Regions from separate parts of the Mus musculus genome. Here regions 1 and 3 are each linked to region 2. A link is a loop called in an ENCODE intact Hi-C map of the cell type or tissue named here. Cell type or tissue: heart. All regions are shown on one strand. Each heading gives the region's core, and the rest is flanking DNA. Links, peaks and the distances in the headings are about the cores only.

Region 1 (7,437 bases), core at 1,519-6,518, 190 kb after region 2:
CAGAAGGAACCAAGAGAGACACCTGTTGGTAGACAACATAGCCTGTAAACACGCATGGCTGTGCCTCGGTCCCAGCTTCCAGTGGGCAACTGCTTCTCACCAGCCTGACAATGCAGCAGCACCGTTCTCATGTTCTCAGTGAGAAATCCCAGTTGCAAGGCACAGAGGATTCAGAGTAAAGGTCTAGCAGTGCCCCCAGCTCCAAGCTGCAACTCCTTAGCTGAGTTGCCTTGAGCAGACGGCTGCAGCTGTGTCATCTTTGAGACTTTGGTGATGGGCCTAAACCTGTGATAAAACTTTAGATGTTTTTTTCGTTTTTTTTTTGTTTTGTTTTGTTTTTGTTAAAGCTTTAGTTTTTATGAGATTACACCCATGCATAACTTGCATATTCAAATAAGCTAAAGGCTGGCTCAGTGGTTAAGAACATATGTTACTTTTGCGGAAGACCAGGGTTCAATTCCTAACACCTACACAATAGCTCACAGCTGTCTCTAACTCCAACTCCAGATCTGATGTTCTTTTCTGTGTGTACACACACATACATACATGCAGGCAAAATACTCGTAAAAATAATAAATTAAAAAAAAAATCTGGCCGGGCGTGGTGGTGCACGCCTTTAATCCCAGCACTCCGGAGGCAGAGACAGGCGGATTTCTGAGTTCGAGGCCAGTCTGGTCTACAAAATGAGTTCCAGGACAGTCAGGGCTATACAGAGAAACCCTGTCTCAAAAAACCAAAAAATACCCAAAAAATCTGAAATGCCTGAGCCTAGACCTGACCTGGCGATGTATCTCTAGCTTATTCCCCAGTTCATTCCAAATTTGTTGATGATCTGGTCTACTGACAGTTCCCATCATGCCCTGCTTTGTCCTCTATACATGCTTCTTCTGGGAAGAATGCCTATTCTCTGTCCTATACCAAGTCCCCTGTAGCCCTTCTCTCCGCTCTAAGCATACACAATTGTGCGCAGCTTCGCCATCCTAGTCTTTCAACCACTTGCAGTATATGCACCCTACATGTTTTTTTTTTTAATCACAAACCCATCCAAACCACATGTGTTGGTGCACACCTGTAATCCCAGCATTTGAGAGGCTAAATAGAGATGGCCTTGAGTTCCTGGCCAACATTAAAAAAATAATAATGGGGGCTGGTGAGATGGCTCAGTGGGTAAGAGCACCCGACTGCTCTTCCGAAGGTCCAAAGTTCAAATCCCAGCAACCACATGGTGGCTCACAACCACCCGTAATGAGATCTGATGCCCTCTTCTGGTGTATCTGAAGACAACTACAGTGTACTTACATATAATAAATAAATAAATAAATAAATAAATAATAATAATAATAATGATAGAAATACAAATTTCCCCCCATGAGACAGTGTCTCCAAAGAGCCCTGGTTGTCCTGGAACTCACCACATAGACCAGGGTGGCCTCAAACTCTGCCTTTCAAACCCTGGGTTAAAAGTGTGTGCCATCAAGCCTGGTCCAATAGTACAATTCTTTAAAGGGCACTGTGGTACAGGCCTCCAGTCTTAGCACTGATAGGAAGGCAAGGGGATCAGGAGTTCAAGGTCATGCTCAGTTACACAGAGAGTTCAAGGATGACCTGAGCCTTGTGAAATCCTATCTCAACTACCCCACCCCAGTCTCTAAAAAACAGGACACAAAGCAAATATACACACACTATAAATAACAAATCGTATCCAGCATTCTGCCTCTGCCCCCTGGTGGCCATCCAGCGGGTAAAGGTGAGATGCCTAGATAAAGCAGCCTTTGCGAATGGCCCTCTGCCAGCTATGAACAGTTACTGTGGACGGACGGGGGGCTGTCACACACAGACTGAGCACTTGAAGGCAGATCTTTGTCCACAGACTTCACTGCACAGACTAAAACCTAAAAGAGCAACAAGCATAGTGTAACCCGCAGAACGGCTTTCAGGTGTTTATCTTTTTGAGACAGGGCTTCTCTGCGTAGCCCTGGCTATCCTAGAACTCGTTCTATAGACCAGGCTGGTCTCAAACTCAAAGACCCGCCTGTCTCTGCTTCCCAAGCACTGGGATTCAGGCATGTGCCATATGGCCAGCTTGCTTTCATGGATTTTTGTTTTGTTAGTTTCTGTTTGTTTGATTAGTTACCAACAGATTAGGAATTTTCACATTAAATTCTGACTGTCTTTCTATAGAAAAATATTAAGCTGCATGGGCCCCACCCTCCTGAGCAGGAGGGCCTGAGAACAGCTCAGCATGGGTCCTGCCCTCCAGTTAGGACTGCCTCCCTCTCTGGCCCCTACAGGCCCGGTGAGTGCAACTCTTGGCCAAGCCTAGAACTTCATGAAGAACAGGGTGGCGCAAATCTGTCCTGGGAAACACCCAGACACCCAGCATCTGGCTCAGAACAGCTCCTCTATCATAGCTCACCACCGAAAACATCAGGAACATGAACGTTAGTGCCTCGGGCATTTCATTGTGCCTTCAGAAAGTTCCCACTGTTTTCACTGGGTGGGGACTCTCAGAGAAGTCATATTCCCCCGAGGACACATGGCCAGATGGGAGAAGGCTTGCCTAAACAAGGTCTCAGAAGTGAAGTAGCCAGTTAGCTGCCATGTGTCAGATACTACCAAGTGTGCTGGACTCTCCCAGGCAGTAACCCAGGAATGTTTGCAAAGGTGAAATTAACAACACCTAGTGGCACTGTGAGGTGCCACTGCATAGAATGCAAAGTGGCACTGGGGAGGCTGGCAGGGGACATTCCAAGTTTTAGTTACCAGAGGGGTCTACTTCTGTCATTCAGGCAGGCAAAAAGTCTACCAGATACAAGAAAATATAAACTCTGGGAATATCAGCTATGGTTAGAAGGCAAATGACCAGTCATTACTAACGATGTCCAGGCATTTCGTCAGTGAGGTAGAATGTTACCCACATGGCCTGATACTAACAATGTCAACCAGGTCGCCTTGAACTTGCAACGATCCCTATGCTTTTGCATCCCAAGTGATGGGATTACAGGCATAAGCTGACATATCTCACCCAACCCGATCTGTGACACCTGAATTTTAAATGATTTATTTTAATTTATGTACATTGGTGTTTTGCCTGCATGTATGCCTGTGTGAAGGTGTCAGGTTCCCTGGAACTGGAGTGACAGACAGTTGTGAGCTGCCATGTGGATGCTGAGAATTGAAGCTGGGTCCTTTGGAAGAGCAATCAGTGCTCTTAACCACTGAGCCATCTCTCTAACCCCCAACACCTGGATTTTCTATCAGCTCTGTATATCTGAATGCACTTGGACTTGGACATGTCTCTCTGCTTCTTAGAGCTGAAGCGCCTCTACCCGTGAGCCGAGACTGCTGAATGAATCAGATATCGTGGGGTCTAACACAGTTGTGTCCACAGGATCAGTAGTTTATGTAGCTGTCTAGAATGCAAAGCATGCACATATCCAGGAAGTGGTCCATGTTTGTGAGTGATTTCTCAACTGAGAGCTTTGGAGCAGGGGTCCAGATAGTCCAAGTCTGTCCTGGAAGGAAAGCAATCAAATGGCTTTGAGCTCTTTCACCAGAAGAGGGCACCCCAGCCTCGTGGTCTAGATGGCGCCTCAGCCATCACCTTCAAGGTAAAGTGAAGGGAACAAAGTAACCTCACCTTCCCTCCACCAGGGAAAGACCAAGGGCTGGAGACTTAGAGACAGGATGCAACAAAGACACGTGGGCTTAGGATAGAGGCAGGAGGAGGATAAGAGATAGGCATGGCTGCAAGCTTAGTACCAGGATGCAGGAGAGTCAGGGGCCAAGGTCATCTACAGTTACATAGCAAATTCAAGGTTATCCTGGGCTTATGTGAAACTGTCTCAAACAAAAACCGTGACCAAAAAAAAAAAAAAAAAAAACAAAACATAACAACAAAAACCCTAATAAATTAAATAGAGCTTCCTGGGGTCAGAGTATACCACACCTACAAACACAGGCAAGAACAGCTGGAGTAGGATCACCCTGAAGTTTCCTAAGAAGGTACTGCCATCTCCAGTGAACAGAGCTAAATCCTGTCCTGAAGCGCCTGAAAGCCAGGTTGGGCTGACTGCAGCCATCAGTATGCAATGTATATGCAAGCACACACGAGAGAGTGCAGTACTGAGGAAATCTTAGCAGAGGCCTTGGCTCCCCATTTGCACCTCATAACCCTCTAATAGTATCTCCTCCAGTCTTCCTTCCCTGAGCAGAGCTGATTTCCAGGAAACACGTTGCAGATTCTAGGAATGTGGATCTGAATTTAGATAGAAACAGACCCATCAGAGAAGTCTCTGATTCAAGTGACCCTGTCCTGGGAAACCAGGAGGGAGAATGACAACCCTGCACCTAACTCTTCCCATTTCTGGGTGTTCCTCACTTGAACAGCTCAGCCATCTGGGTCTCTCGTTGTACATGCCATTCTAAGGAACAGAAACTACACCTTATTCTCCATCTTCCACCAAGTGCAGGCTTCACTGGAGTTGTGTGTGTGTCTGTCTGTCTATCTGCCTGGGCTGGTGTAGAGGACCTGTGTTTGATTCATAGCACCCACACGCTGGCTCACAACTCGAGTTCCAGGGAACCTGACACCCTTTCTGACTTCTGCAGGTAACCAGTCATGTACATGGTTTGCAGAAACACGTCCTTAAAACACAAATACATACAAAACTTTTTTAAAAAGATTATGTGTGCCTATGTATACATAAGAATATTTTGTGGCCGGGCATGGTGGTGCACGCCTTTAATCCCAGCACTCCGGAGGCAGAGGCAGGCGGATTTCTGAGTTCAAGGCCAGCCTGATCTACAGAGTGAGTTCCAGGACAGCCAGGGCTATACAGAGAAACCCTGTCTCAAAAACAACAACAACAAAACAAAAAAGAAAAGAGTACTTTGTGCATGTAGGTGCCTAAGAAGTCAGGGGGGAGTCTGGAGTTCCAAGTAGCTGTGAGCTTCTGGTATGGACAATGAGAAAAGAATCCGGGTCTTCTGCACTATAAGAGGCAAGGTCTCTTGCTGAACCTGGAGCTTGCAGGTTCAGTTCCTCCTGATAGGCCTCTTACCTGGGATCCCCCTTTTCCCTCCTCAGTCCTGGGGTTACAGTCAGACCACAGTTTTTATGCAGGCTCTGGGGATCTGAACTCTGGTCATCTTGCTTGCAAAACAAGTGCTTTGCCTATTGAGTCATCTCCCTCTGTGGGATTTTGAAAAGATATGCTGTCTGAAGATGTGTGCACTGTGCACATATGGAGGTCTGGGCACGAGCTGAAGGAACTGGTTCTCCCATGTGGACCCCGAGAGAAAGCTCAGGATGTCAGGCTTGGTAGCCAACAGCTTTATCCGCTAGAACCATTTTTGTCAGTTCCCGTTGGAGCTTTTACCTTCAGTTCCCATAGCTATAAAAAGTAGATGAAAACACATTTCTTGCTTCAAAGGACTTTGATGGTGATCACAAGACACACCTCTCATATGTACCTGTAATAAACTTCACATCAGGACAGGAATGCAGGACCCCGTTTTTGAATCCTGAAACCCAGCTAGGTGGTGGTGGCACACAACCTTGATCCCAGCACTCAGGAGGCACAGAGAGGGGGAATCCCTGAGCTTGAGGCCAGTCTGATCTACATAACAAGTTCCAAGGCAGGAATCAATCTGGAGATAGGAACTGAAGCAGGAGTCTAAAGGGGGTGCTTAGCCTGATTTTTTGTACAGTCCAAGACCACTGCCTAGTGTGTTGGCCCCTTCCACATCAGTCAGTCAAGAAAACGTCCCAGATGTGCCTACAGACCACTATGACAGAGGCTTTTCTCAATTCCCTCTTCCCAGATGATCCTGCTTGTGTCAGGTTGACAGAACCCATGACACACCTGCTGCTAGCCTTTCCTGAACAGCATAGCACGTGCACTCTGGATGAGGTTGCTTCTGAGTCCAGCTTTACCATGCCCCTGCCAGGCAGCTCCTTGATTTTTGGGTGGATCTGCTTGTGAACTCAACCCAAGTCCAGCTGTCTGTCCATCGAGGTCTTTCTGCCGAGGCCCTGCCTCAGGAAAGCTCCAGCTGGAAAGGGTGCAGCACCTCCCCTTCCTCTCTCAGACCAAGGCCTGGGCTCTGCTCAGTGAAGTGTGAAAGAGACCCCTCCTCCCCTGAAGTCACAGGCATGGGGCCTTTAAATTATGGAATAGCTTTCTCTGTCCCTCTCAGGAAGACCCAACTGCCCCAACTAAATAATTCAGCACCTTGGGAAGACCCAATGGATCTTGACACAGCTGAAGTAGGTCAGACCATGACTTGGCCCCAGGAGGGAACTGTCAAACACCAAACACAGCTTTTTCTCCATGCTCGAAGGAGCTGCAGGCTGGGAGGGCCCTTGCTTGCATGGCAAGATCACATAGCAGTGAGGGGTACCACTAGAAAGAGCCAATTCCTTCCTTTCCTGGAATTAAGTGCAGGTATGTCCCCTCCTGAGTTTTCCTCTAGGTTCCAGGTAACCTGCCCACCTGCCACAAGCTACCCCAAAGCCTGTACTTGTCTGGGCCCTCTCCCAGCTCAGTTAGCACCTAGATGCACGTCACCCCTGACACATGAGCAGTTAACAGCCTACACCCAAGCCACACAGGAGAAGAGGTGCCAGTCATCAAGGTTCAACTGGAGCCAGCCACGGCCACTTTGCTCAGAGGAAACCAGTAGGAGGCAGGCTTTGGTCATTGGCCCTGCCCTGCAGGATCAGAGTGGACAAAGAAGCAAACTCTCCCTCTAGGGGAACTGGGAAGGATTTCAAGCCACTTCTAATATTAAACTAAAACACCACGTCACAGTAGAGTTAGGGCGGCCACAAGAATCCCGTCCATGCTAACCCCAGGTTCCCAGTGCAACCTAACCTTAAAGACCTTCTGCTTTCTTCCCAGGAATCAGTTGCAGTCCACAGCTAACAGCACTGGTTAGTTTAATGCATCAGGGGCAAGGTTTTGTGGATCCTCTGTCCCTACAGGCCAGTAGATGTACACCAAGGTCAGACTCTGGAGAGAGACCCTAGCACACCAACTTCACTTTTTCAGTACAAGGGGGCTTGAGAGACCACAGGGTTGGAAGGGTGAAGGTGAGCAGATAAAGGCACACTCAGGCTCCTGACTGGGTGCAGGGACTAAGGATCTCTGCCTTCAGAATTCCCGGAGCAAGGAGAAAAGTCATCATAGAGGATGGGATGATGGAGGGTGGGCACCTGAAGACCCTGGTGCAGTCACTCTCCACTTTGGGACAGGCTCCTCAGCTTATTACAGAAGGCAACAATAGCAGCTCTGAGGTGTCCCCACCCAGATTGCCACCAGGCCAGGACTGTTTCTGGCCTCCCTGTTGTCACCCTCAGCCCAGCAGCCTGCATCCCATGGATCGTAGAAGCAAAAATCAGAGCAGAGTCACTTCAGGTTTTTATTTTGCATT
Region 2 (5,000 bases), core at 1-5,000:
GTGTGTGCCACCACACCAGGCCCCTGACAACATAAGCAACTCCTGCCAGTTATATTCTAGCCTTTCTAGAAATGCCATGCCTCATATGTGCCCTTCCTACAAATACATGCAACAACTTAATTATAAATGTAAATTATAGAAGTCCCAAGACAAGTGACAGTTCCCTGTTTGAGTTACAGAGATCTGGTGGCCAGTAGGAGTTGAGAGAAATGACTGGTGGTGGTGACAACAGGAAAGAGAATGGGAGGGTTCAGGTCAGCTAAGGGAAGGGTGTCGCTGAGGTGTCTTCTTCAGGTCTCTTGATCCAGTTGGATAATTTGCTGCAGAATTGTAATCTATTAGGAAATCTTCAAGGAAATTAGAGTTTAGATCTCTCCCATGGAATTTGATTTTGTTTAAGGGTGGAGGGCAGATCCTGGTATACTCCTCACAGAGGAAGACTTTGGATAGCAGCCACGGGCAAAAGACCTTCCCCTCAGGAAGTCTCAGAACTCCAGGCTACCTATCGTCTTCTTCGTGGGAAAGGTAACAGCCACATATATGCTCCAGCTTGATTTGTGGAGAGAAGTCCTTAATGTTCACTTCTATTTCCTTCTTCCTTTGTATTTGTTTTTGTTTTTTTTTTTTTTCTTGTGTTATATAGACTTTTGAACCTCACATTTGTTTATTAGTTTGAGTTTGAGACAGGGTCTCTTAGTATAGCACAGCTACCCTGGAACTCACTATGTAGTTGAGGCTAACCTCAAACTCAAGGCAGGTTTTTTCCGTTTCAGCCTCCCAAGTGATAGGATAAAAGGAATAAACCACCACCCTCAGCTTCTTTGTCTGTTGAGTAACAAATCCTAGACAGCTATTCAAAAGCATTAATTTCACTAAAAACGCAATGCCTAGTGTAGTGGGACATACCTTTAATCCCAGCCCTTGGGAGACTGAAGCAAGTAGATTTCTCTAAGTTTGAGGCCCACCTGACCCTCCCTCATGAGTTCCAGCCTAGCCTTTACTACATAGTGAGACCCTGTGTCAAAAAATAATACAATAAGAAATTAGAAAATGAAAAGGAGGATTTCTCAAACCAAACAGCAACCAATCATTATTTAAATTTTGTAAATGTTAATTATTTTCCTTAAAACACTGTATCTCTTGTTCTAGTTTTATTCTTTGGCTATGATAAAATTCACTAACCTAACTCAACTTAGAGGAGAGAGTTTGCTTTAGCTCACAGTTCCAGGTTTCAGTCCATTGCTTCAGGGAAGTCACAGTGGCAGGAACTTGAAGTAAGTGCTCCTGTCAGTCATCACATCCAGTCAGGAACACATAACCACGCTCCACGGCCTGTCCCTCATCTCCACTCTCACACACCTCAGCACTCTTTTTAGAACAGAGCTGCTTGCAGTGGGCTGGGGCTTCCTACATCAGTTAGTTTATGAACCACCCACCCCACACCACACCACACATTCCCACAGGCCAACCTGATGTTGAAGATCTCTTTCTCATTGAGACTCTTCCTCCATGATTGTAGGTTGTGTTGAGAGTTAAAGCTAACCATCACACCACCAGATTCTAATCTGATCCAGTTGTGAGAACATTAGAATTAATTTGTTCAGAATTAACTTGTAGATTCCTTGAACCTGATGGTAAATGAACGGTTTTTTGGTTTTTGTTTTAATAGTAAAAGCTACCAAGTTTAGCATGTGGATAGTAAACTAAGCTAGTCATTTGTTAGGTTCTCATTAAAATACAAGCATTTGTGCCATATAAAAACTTCCCTGGTTTCCTTTGGTTCTACAAATAGATGATGGAAAATGTTACGTGTTCAGAATTGAAAGCAGATTCCTGAGTTTCAGGGTCACAGAGAAGAGATTTATCCAGTCCTTTTGTTGTTTTCTGTTTAGATGTGGAGTTTCCAAATGACTATCCGTCGGGTTGTCTTCTGGGCTGTGTGGACCTTATTGATTGCTTGTCCCAGAAACAATTTCAGGAGCAGGTGAGTATTGAGTTCTTCTTGTGGGCAGATGCTGGCTGTTTTAACAGGCTCTAGATCCTCTTAACAGACTGAAGACAGTAAGGTTCTAGTAATTTAAACATGAGAAGAAAGGACTGACACACACCCTCCCCCCGGCATAACTCAGGCTGGCTTCAGATTTAAAACCCTACGTCCTCTGCCTTCCAGGGGAGAGTGTTGTACTGAACCCTGCAGTGTTTTGATTTCAGCCATGCCCCAGACTGAACTGGAACGTATGTACAGCTCTTGGGTTCTTGATTATCCTCTTGTCTCTGACTCTTGAGTGCTGAGATTTCAGGCATGTAACCACCACCCCACCATCCCCCCACCCTCAACCCCCGCTCCAGGGAAATATTTTAACACATGTAAAATCGAGAAAGAATAGGATTAGGTCAGAAACAGAAGTACTTAGAGATGGCTTGGCTTCCAGTGTATAGAGAAGCAACACATATCCATTTCTGGGGAAAAAAGCTGCCATTGAAGTCCAGGAAAGGAAGTGTAAGTTCTTTTAGGTTGGGCCTGATGGTACATACCTGGAGGCAGAGGCAGGTAGATTTCTGTCAGTTAGAGGCCAGCCTGTTCTTCATAGTAAGTTCCAGATCAGCCAGGGCTACTAGTGAGGCCCTTTCTCAAACAAAACAAAACAAAACAAAAAGCAAAACAAATATATTTCCTTTTTGAAATGAAGAGACCCTAAAATATTATTTTGATTGGGTATTGGGCATGGATACTCTCTCCGTTTTGGCTTATTCTGAAGCATTTCTTCCAGACCATTGAACTCAATAGACAGTATGTGTGAACTTAGTTTGATTTGAGCCATGTTGGAAGGTATGTGTGTATAAATGAACATATATATATAAATAAACATTTTTTTAAAGTGCTAAACATTAAATTGACATGATTCAAAACATACTTTTAAACAGTAGAGGGCACTAAAGAACTTTAATTTCATTAGCAAATGCCTCAAATGTAGAGTATGTTTGGGCTCAGACAGGCAGGAATTCCAAAACAGCCAAATTCGTCCTTAAAGCAGAAAAAGTCTTATAGACAGTATTGTTTTCCTTTTCTTTGAGCAGTTAATTTAAGCACTAGGGCTTCTACTTCTGTGCATGCAACTTATTTTTGCTCAGTAAATTTGTTTGTCTGGACATTTCCCTTGCTGTGCTGAATAAACCCTGGGCTCCCTGCATTCTAATCAGACTCTCCAACACAGAGCTCTCCCAGTCTCCTAAATATCTTGGGCTTTCTTTCTTTTTCAAGACAAGATCTTACTATGTAGCTCTGGCTGTCCTGAAACAATTGCAGAAACTATCTATAGCTAGTGAAATCACACTCTTGCTAGAGCCCGAGGCAAAACATAGTCAGCTCTGTGGACAGGCTGCTGTGGACAGGCTGCTGTGGACAGGCTGAAGCAGCTCATATCCTGCACCTGGGGTTAAAATGAAAACTTTTTTTTTTTTTTTAAAGAAATCAAAATTCTCACTACATGGTACTGTTGACTAAACCTGGGGCCTTGCTCATTCTTGGCAAGTGCTCTACCCCTCCTAGCCTAATTCTTGGTATTGGGGGGAAAACTTCCTATCCCTAGGATTTCACAAAGTACTTCATGTAGGTGTTCCCTAAAGTTAGTGCACATCTGGGAGACATCTTTGGGTTAAACAGATTTGTTTTCCATAGAGTTTATCAGAGCCTTTAATATGCAAGTATCAATTAAGGCTCTCCAAGAAACAGATAATAGGGTACAGTGTTCCTAAACATTTTTCTCCCTGAAACGTATTAGTAATCAAACCCAGGACTTTGTGCAAATGTTCTACCACTGAGTTACTTCCCTCTCCCCTTCTACACACATCCACTGCCTGTTTACATACTACAGACCTGTAGCCCTGGCATGCACAATTTAGAATGTACATGCCAGGCTTTCCTTTATCCTTTGTAAGTTCAGTTTATTGAGAAAGAACCATCCAGGAAACAGTGTCTGCCCCATATCTTCAGTATCTATTCTTATCAACTAGCTGAAGTTCATTTTCCTTGAAAAACCATGGAGCTACCAACCCTTTTTTTTAGCTGACACTAATTTCCTATGTGACTTGGACCACATTCTCCTTCAGCATTCTGTTGTTGCTAACATTTTCCTTCCCCAAAGAAACTGGGTAATTTATTTCTGACCTCACATTCTTGCCCTGTCTTTAATAAATTAAAATGTACTAGATTGACCAGTTAGTTCTCTTTAAGAGCAGAGGGCTGGAGAGATGGCTCAGTGGTTAAGAGCGCTGGCTGCTCTTTCAGAGACCCTGAGTTCAAGTTCCAGCACCCACATGGTGGCTCACAACCATCTGTAATAGGATCTGATACCCTTTTCTGGCATGCAGGCATACAATGCAGAGCACACACAACACATAAAATACCTGAATAAATATTTAAAAGAATAAGAACAAAAGGATTTATTCCATAGTTATAATAATCACCATGCAGTGAAGGTACGCACGTTTAATCCCAGTACTTGAGACACCAAGGCGGGTGGATCTCTGAGTTTGAGACCAGCCTGCTCTACAGATCAAGTTCCAGGACAGCTAGGGGTACACAGAGAAACCTTGTCTTGTAAACGCTCCCCCACCCCCCAAAAAAGTAAAATCAAGTTCATGACATTGTTAAGTGTCCTTTGAAAAGTATGTGCTGAACAGGCGTAAGAACTTGTCTTCCTTTTATCCTTTAAAGCCAGTTTAGCCGCATGTCTAATTTCTGCCAGAAAAAAAAAAAAATCCCACTAGACCCTCAACCCTCCTCTGACTAATGTCAGGGGATGAACCTAGACAGGGAAGAAGTGCAGAGAAAGGGCTGCATGCTGAGGGGAGCTAGGTAGATGAGAGCCATCCTTTCTGAGCTTCTCCTTCTCCTGTATTCCCCTGGAAGGAGCCCCTGCTGTTTGCCAGCATTTTATCTGCCAGCAGCAGATGTAAGAGCTCCAGAGCAGCAGGGAGGATGTTGACTGCAACAATGC
Region 3 (7,437 bases), core at 964-5,963, 150 kb after region 2:
TGAGGCTTGTCTCTGGGCCATGCACTGTCTTAAATGATTTATGCATTTTTCCCTGTTGTTCTGTCTTCATTGTTGAGACAGTCATATTATGGAGCCCTTGTTTGTTAGCCTATAATTAACCAGCTTTCCTCCTTTTTCTTGGCTCTGCTCGCAAGTGCTGGAATTATAAGCATAGCCACCACACCCAGCTTGTGTTTCTATGCATTTGCATGTTGTGTGTAGGTCAGAGGTCAATGTCATTTATCTTCTTCCATGATTTATTTTTTTAAACAGGGTCTCTCACTGAACCTAAAACTCAATTATTCTAGACTGACTTGCCACGAGTTCCAGGGGTTTTGCTGTCTGTACCCTCACACTTGTAGAACTATGAGCACTTTGACCTGGCCTTTTCTGTAGGCCCTGGTGATCTGAGCTTTGATCCTCGTGCTTGTATGCAAGCATGGTTGCGTATGTTTGTGTGAATGTTTACCTGAATGTATTTATGTGCACCATGTGCATGCATGATACCCAGGAAAGCCAGGAAAGGTGGAGCCACCATGGAGGTGCTAGACATGAAATCTGGGTCCTTTGCAATGGAGGCAAGTGTTCTTAACCACTGATGTGTCTCTCCAGCCCAGCTTCAGTTTCTGAGACATAGTCTGGCCATCTAAGCCCAGGCTGACCTTCATCTCATCTTCCTGCCTCAGCTAACACTACAGGTGTGTGTGCACCTATCTTCCTGTTGCTTGTTTGGGAAAAGACTTTGCTGGAACTAGATTCTGTAAATTCTATGCTAGAATTTACTGTATTCAGGCTACCTTCCTTGAAACAATCCTCTTACTGTTGCCTCCCTAGTCCTGGATTAGAGCATTATATATGCTCCTGTTCTTTTTGTACTAGTATCTTTTGCTTATTTTTTAGATTTGTTTATAAATGTGTGTATGTGAGGGGCAAGAGAGGGAGAAGGAAAAAATGCATGTAATCACAGTGTTTACAGAGAACATCAGCTCCGCTGGAGCTGGGGTTACAGTCAGCCACCTGATGTGGGTGCTGAGAATTGAACACAGGTTCTCTGGAAGAACAATAAGTACTCTTACCAGATACTGAGCCATCTCTCCAGGACCACCACCCTTTTTTGAAACAGTCCTGGCTGTCTCAGAACTCATCATGTAGACCAAGCTGGTCTTGACTCAGTAATCTGCCTGCCTCTGCCTCTCCAGTACTGGAATTGAAGGTGTGTACTCCCACACCTGGCCTACCACCACCACCACCCCTTTTTCTTTTCCAATTAAAACATGGTTTCATTATGTAATCCTGGCTGGCCTGGAATAGATGAAACTGGCTTCAACTTCACCTAGGTCTGCCTGCTTCTAGCCTGAGTGCTGGGATCAAACTCAGGTCATCAGGCCTGGCAGCAAGTCCTTTTACCCATGAGCCATCTCACCAGCCCTTGTTTTGGAGAACAGGATCTCATGTAGTCTAGGCTGACACTGAGTGCAGAATTCTGTCCCAACCACCTGTGTTGGGATTATGGCTGTACTGTCATGCCTGCTAATATCTTCATTTTGATAATAAACTGAAACTCAAAAGGCTGTCACTTCATTTACAGTTATGCAGCCCAAGGCTGTCTGACTTTAACTCCTTGGATCTTTCCACTTTATCATAGGACTCTGAGATAACTCAGGAGAACTGAGAAGTCAGCTTTGGTAAACCGAGTGCTATATGCTATCCCTTCACCTGTTCTTAGCTTGTTAAAAGAGGAGGAAGCCAGGAGCTGTGGTTAAAAGTGTCTGGGACTGCTTAGGCGAGCTGATGCCACCTGACCCTTCACTAGAGCAGTCTCTTCTGCCTTCATTTCCTCTGACTGCTTGATTTCCCCTTTCCTAGGTTCCTATTTGCCTTCCAGCTATTCTTTCTCCCCGTATGGCAGCAAGGTCTCAGGTGGCGAGGACGCTGACAAGGCCCGTGCCAGCCCCAGTGTGAGCTGTAAAGCCAGCTCAGAGTCCAAAGCCCTGGACATCTTGCAGCAACATGCCAGTCACTACAAGAGCAAGTCTCCCACGGTAAGTGGAGGACAGCCCAGGTCCTTGTCCAAAGACCACGGAGTAGAAGCCACAGCATGGGAGGAGTGGGCAAGTGCAGGCCCTGACAAGATGCTACTTGGGTGACTTGATACCAGCCTCATAAGGGCACTCCCTCTATTTGTAGATACCCTGCAGTTTTAGAGTCATAATATAGGACACTGGTTAGATCACTAGTGTGTATATATCTCATTATAGTGTCTTGATATGTCTCCTTTCCTTTCCAGATAAGTGATAAAAATTCTCAGGAGAGAGATCGAGGAGGCTGTGGGGTGGTTGGGGGTGGTGGCAGCTGTGGCAGTGTTGCGGGAGCAGGAGGTACTGACAGGAGTGCCGACCGGCCCCGCACATCCCCTTCCCAGCGCCTGATGTCCACACACCACCACCACCACCACTTGGGCTATTCCTTGCTCCCAGCACAGTACAACCTACCCTATGCCGCAGGTAAGGCTCTTTCCTCCAGCTTTGTTTCCATTTCAGTAGTACTGCCTGTAACAAGGCCCCTGCCCTCAAAGAATCTTTCACCCCCAGATTTTGGTTTTTCGAGACAGGGTTTCTCTGTGTAGCCCTGGCTGTCCTGGAACTCACTTTGTAGACCAGGCTGGCCTCGAACTCAGAAATCCGCCTGCCTCTGCCTCCCAAGTGCTGGGTACCCCCAGATTTCTAATCTGAGATTCCCAGCACTCAGGTTGAAGCAGTAATATAAAAATAAATTCAAGGTGGAATGGGAAGAAGACTTAGTGAAGCACTTGCCTTATAAACAGAGGACCTGAATTTAGTCCTCAAAATCCATGTGATAAGACAGATGTGGTGGTGTGTGCTTGTAACTACAGTGATCAGGTGGGAGGAAAACAGGCAGATCCCTGGAGCTCACTGGCCAGCCAGCCTAGCCTACTTGGCAAAGTTCCAAGCCAGTGAAAGGCCTTGTCTCAAACAAAAGACAGAAGGCACTTTAAGAATGACACTCAGTTGTCCTATGACCTCCACACATGTACAACACACACATCCAGAGATCCTGTCTCTCTGCTGAGTCCTAAAGTACCTTGCTTTAGGCTGGGACTTATTTCTTCCCTGGAGCTTGGGAGCTCTCATTATTCATCAGAGTAAGGAACCACTAGAGAGAAACAAGCTGTTGGTACCCCAAAAATCCAATGGCACTAGGTAGGGAAATTTAAGGGGAAGCTCCTCACAGCGAGCCAACTTGTGAAGGGTGACTTCCTGAGTGCTATATTAATATGTTCTCTGCTTGCCTAGGGCTTTCTTCTACAGCCATTGTTGCCAGCCAGCAAGGCTCAACTCCCTCACTCTACCCACCCCCCCGGAGGTGAGAATGGTAAGTAGATTTTGTTAATTTGCAGTGACAGATTAACAGGGGTAGCTGCTACTTGGATCCACAGAATCTCTGCAAGTGAGGGTTAACTATGTGATGTCAGTAATCTGGAAAAGGGAGACTGTTGGCCAGGCCTGTGACAGCAGCCTCTTGTGAAGCTATGTGCATTTGAAGGCCTGCGGAGGACCAGCACCAGCTGGTGCTGCAGTTCTTTTTGGGTTGTTTTTAACTTTGCTGTGAAGGGTAGTGCTTGTGAGCAGAGCTCAAAGAACAATTTACAGGGAGTTCCCTCTTCGAACTGTGGATGATGGAATTCATCTCATGCTTGGCAGCAAGCACCCTTACTCACTAACCATTTGCCAGCCCCAGTTCATTTTCTTAGAGCACCATCTTGTGGTTGTGATACCAGCAGACCACAATTAGCTGTTTTATCTGTGTGTTTCCTTCGCAGAACACCAAGTGCCCAGATGAAGTCAGCTTCATGGGCCAGACTGGCTCATTCGAGGTGATGCTGGAGGTGCCATCTTACCATCAGTTACGGTGTTGATCATCCTGTTTGCCATTCCGACCGTGACTGAAGGCAGACCCTTGGCTGCCTCACCTCCACTAGACCCTCCGACCCCCGACCCTCCCTCTTCCTCAGGAGCTGGAGAACTGGTACTTTGCAAAAATATTTATTCTCTCAGCCACAGTTTTGTTGTGGTCATCTATGGAGATGAAGGCATAGGAGCAACTGAGAGAACACAGCCTCATCCCAGAGAAATGACTGCTCTGTTACCTTAGCCCCTGGTCTGCTGCCAGAGCAGCAACACACACCTGGGAGGGACCCCAAGCACGGGATAAAGTCTGAAGACAGCACAGCAGCCATACCCCTCACTGTCATTACCACCATAAACAAGATTCCACATCTCCTCAGTGGTTTGGGCCCTGGGAACTGGCAGCACGTGGAGAAATTAGAATCTCAGGAAAGAAGTAGGGAGCTGTTTCCTCTGTAATTGCGAAGACAAGGTCTTCAAGTGTGGAGACATCCCCCTCTGATGTGAGCACAGATAAATGCTCAGAGCCTAACCTGTAAAGGGGAGAGTAAGGCACTTGCCCCACCAGAGTCTTGTGCTCCTGTCAGGTGGAAGACAGGGGTTCTAGCACCAGCACAGGCTCCCTGGGGATGCTGGGAGGAACTGGAACATAAGTGGAGTCTGTGAAACTGAACCTGCTTCCTCACCAAAATTCCTGCTGCTTTCCAGATCCCCCAACTCCTTGTCCTTTCTCTTTCTTTTTTAACCCCTTGGTGCCTTTCCCAGGGGGGATTCCCCATACTGACCTCACTTCTACTGCTTGGCTTCTACAACTCAGGCAGTATTAATAGACTTCCTCCCAGCATGGGTAACCTTGGAGCCTGCCACATCACTTTAGAGCAGCAACCAGAAGGCAGGCTGTTCTTGGAGACATTCAGTTATCTGAGTATCCTCATTTAGGGTCACAAATATATCCATCCCAGTTCCTCTGTCTACAGGTACATGATTTTATACAGTTCACTCTGTAACTCCGTACGTGCCAATATGAGGAGTGTCTTTATAACACACGTTTATGTTTTAGGGGCCACTGGCCAAGGGGAGATGATTTGCTCCTTAGACCCTAAAACAGCATATCCAAGCATTATATGCCCAAGTCAGAGTGGACACAGTGGATAAGGCTTTGAGGTGGCAGGCATTTCTCTGTTCTCCTGAGCTACAAAGTCATGTTAGGAAAAAGTGATGACCTAGCTTTGTTGGAGTCACGTCTTCCCAGCATGTGGGATGTTTTTTAGGTCTTTGCTATTGCAGGGTACCATCCCTTTGAAGCCCTTTCCTCCTGTTTTTGCCCTTTGGACTGCAAGAGAGAGAGAAAGATGCACAGATACCAGCTTAGGCTAATCGGGAGCTTGAAACAAGAATGTCAAAAGTGACAGTTTGAGAGCAGGAAGGTAGGTGGCTCTAACTTCTTTGGGAAAGTGGGGTGGTGGGAGACATTAAGCACAAAGCCCAAGAGAAGCTAGCTCCCGAGAACTCATGAACCCTCCATGTATATAATCAGGCTTTGGTAGTTAGCATCTCTGACCTCCAAACCTTTCCTGTTTCCAAGTCCTTGTTTTTTTTTTTTGAGTTGGGTTCTGGGCACTTGGGAAAATCCTTTTGTCTAAACAGCCTCCTCGCCACCATTGTCCCCTCTGCCACATGCTGCCCCAGCAGGAGTCTGGGTAGTGACCCCCTTTCATTCGTGGAGGTAGATGTTGGAGATAACATCTTATCTAACCCATTACCCTTACTAAGAAAGTGACTGTCGCCTAATTATGCTTCTCCCCACAAGACTAGTGAGTAGAGCCATGCTCCCATCTGTTCCTGTTTTTTTTAAATATTGTGTTTTGTATGTATCTGTGGCACTGGTTTGCAGTGTGCTTTGTACATATTGTAAAAAAAAAAACATTGGAGCAATTTTGTTTTTCACTGGGTAGGCATGGCCCACATTCCTGCCCTTTCCACTTTTTTCATTTTATAACAGAGGTGTGTCTGTATTTGCAAGACAGCCTTAGATTCTGCAGAAGGAACAGCTTTCTCTCTCTCCCCTCTCCCCTTCCCTTCCCTCCCTCTGTCTGTCTCTCTCCCCTCTTCCCGTTAGAAACAAGTCAGCTTTTTGTTCCCTCTACCCAAGTGCCCCTTGAAAAACAGGTGCTGCTCTGAAACGAGATTAGCAGTAGAAAAATGACCCTGTGTTCTCAGCTCCTCCCTCCTGGTCCCTAGTCTGAGTCCGGTCTTCCCGCTCTGAAGTAGTATTACATACACTACAGCTCCAGCTGTGGAAACTCCTGACTAGTGCTTCAAAACTGTCCACCTCCACACCTAGTCAGAAAGACAGGATCTGGTGCAGACCACCAAACCAAGCCTCTCACTAAGCCACCCTGCCCATGCTCTTGCTCTTAATGATCTCCAGGGACTCATGTGGAAGAGAAGCTATAGGAAGTAGGGGCCTCACCCTGAGGAAGGGCAGCTACCGCTTGCCAGCTGCTGCTTAGGACTCACATCTACTTCCTCATTTCCCCATCTTATACTTGTACATGTAGTCTCCACTAAGCCTACTCTCTCCACACATCTCAAGGTCAAAGAAACATAGAAGGGTAAGAGGGTACCCTGTGAAATGATCCTTTCATGCACCTTCTCTCCAGGCTCCAGGGTGGGGTGGGGGGGACTTAGTTTAAGGGAGTTAGTTCTGCAGAAGGGCTAGAGAATTGGATATAGATTTGAGGCCTCATCACTTACCCCATATACCTTATCTGTGTACTCTGATGGCCCCCAAGATTCAGCTGGGCAGCTAGCTGGCCCATTATTCTGGGCCTTTGTCATTTATTACTAGTTTCCAAGGAAACTTTCCAGTGATTCCCTGCCATGGGCCCCTCCCAGGCCTTATCCCTAGCCCCTCCTGCCCCAGCCCACCCGCTTGCCTTGGTGCTCAGCCCTCCCACTGGGAGCAGGTTGGGGCAAGCTGGAGGCTCGGGCTGGAGGGACAGTGTTGCTGTTCATAGCTTTTGTTCCATTGGCGTTGCTCTGTTGAATTTAATTTCAGTCTTCCTGATTCTTCCCTTCTGTAAAGTGTACATTACCAAGTTCCTTGTTTTTTTATATATATATATATAAATATATATATATACAAACTGTACTCTTTTTGCCTTTGTACATTCAGGCAAGAAGAGAAAATAAATCTTTTTAAGAGACAATCACAAATCTGTGAGGGCTGCTGGTTATTTCTCCTGGAGTTTGCTGCTGAGCTGCTGCCTCCTCCCCTAGCTGTTCTGTTCCCCCCTCAGCTTCCCTGTCTTTTCTCTAGCCCTGCTCCATACCCACCCTCAGCTTCCCCTTTCCTGGCTGACAGCAAGCTGTTGAACCCAGTGTGCCCACCTGCCCTGTAGCTTCTTCCTGTCCAGCATTGTTTTCCAGCTTGGCCACTGGCTGATCCTGTATCCTGACCTTTTTTTAAACCCTTAGATCTCATTCACCAAAGTGGCTTTGGACCCCT

Evidence for each region. Peaks named below come from ENCODE experiments on the same cell type or tissue, not always from the same donor. Only the 100,000 strongest peaks of a DNase experiment are listed, where the experiment ranks them.
Region 1: it touches region 2 in a loop (5-fold over the local background); 18 of 42 quality-filtered maps call a loop at or near these places.
Region 3: it touches region 2 in a loop (3-fold over the local background); 20 of 42 quality-filtered maps call a loop at or near these places.

Annotation. Positions count from the first base shown.
Region 1 is chr9:65,660,501-65,667,937 of GRCm38, reverse strand. It overlaps Rbpms2 (RNA binding protein with multiple splicing 2), which reads right to left. Exons shown (of 8, transcript NM_028030.3): 8 at 7,420-7,437. Among named protein-coding and RNA genes, the nearest start is that of Oaz2, 12 kb to the left of the region's middle. In heart, for the core only: CTCF peaks have their summits at 1,738 (motif pointing left) and 3,560 (motif pointing right); a DNase peak (open chromatin) is centred at 1,727; H3K27ac peaks cover 587 bases.
Region 2 is chr9:65,848,351-65,853,350 of GRCm38, reverse strand. It overlaps Trip4 (thyroid hormone receptor interactor 4), which reads left to right. Exons shown (of 14, transcript NM_001357872.1): 11 at 401-525; 12 at 1,893-1,984. Among named protein-coding and RNA genes, the nearest start is that of Zfp609, 23 kb to the right of the region's middle. In heart, for the core only: a CTCF peak has its summit at 2,917 (motif pointing right); a DNase peak (open chromatin) is centred at 4,940.
Region 3 is chr9:65,692,099-65,699,535 of GRCm38, reverse strand. It overlaps Zfp609 (zinc finger protein 609), which reads left to right. Exons shown (of 10, transcript NM_172536.3): 7 at 1,867-2,042; 8 at 2,288-2,504; 9 at 3,315-3,393; 10 at 3,842-7,437. The coding sequence ends at 3,388. Among named protein-coding and RNA genes, the nearest start is that of Oaz2, 19 kb to the right of the region's middle. In heart, for the core only: a CTCF peak has its summit at 3,779 (motif pointing left); DNase peaks (open chromatin) are centred at 1,965, 2,965 and 3,825; H3K27ac peaks cover 471 bases.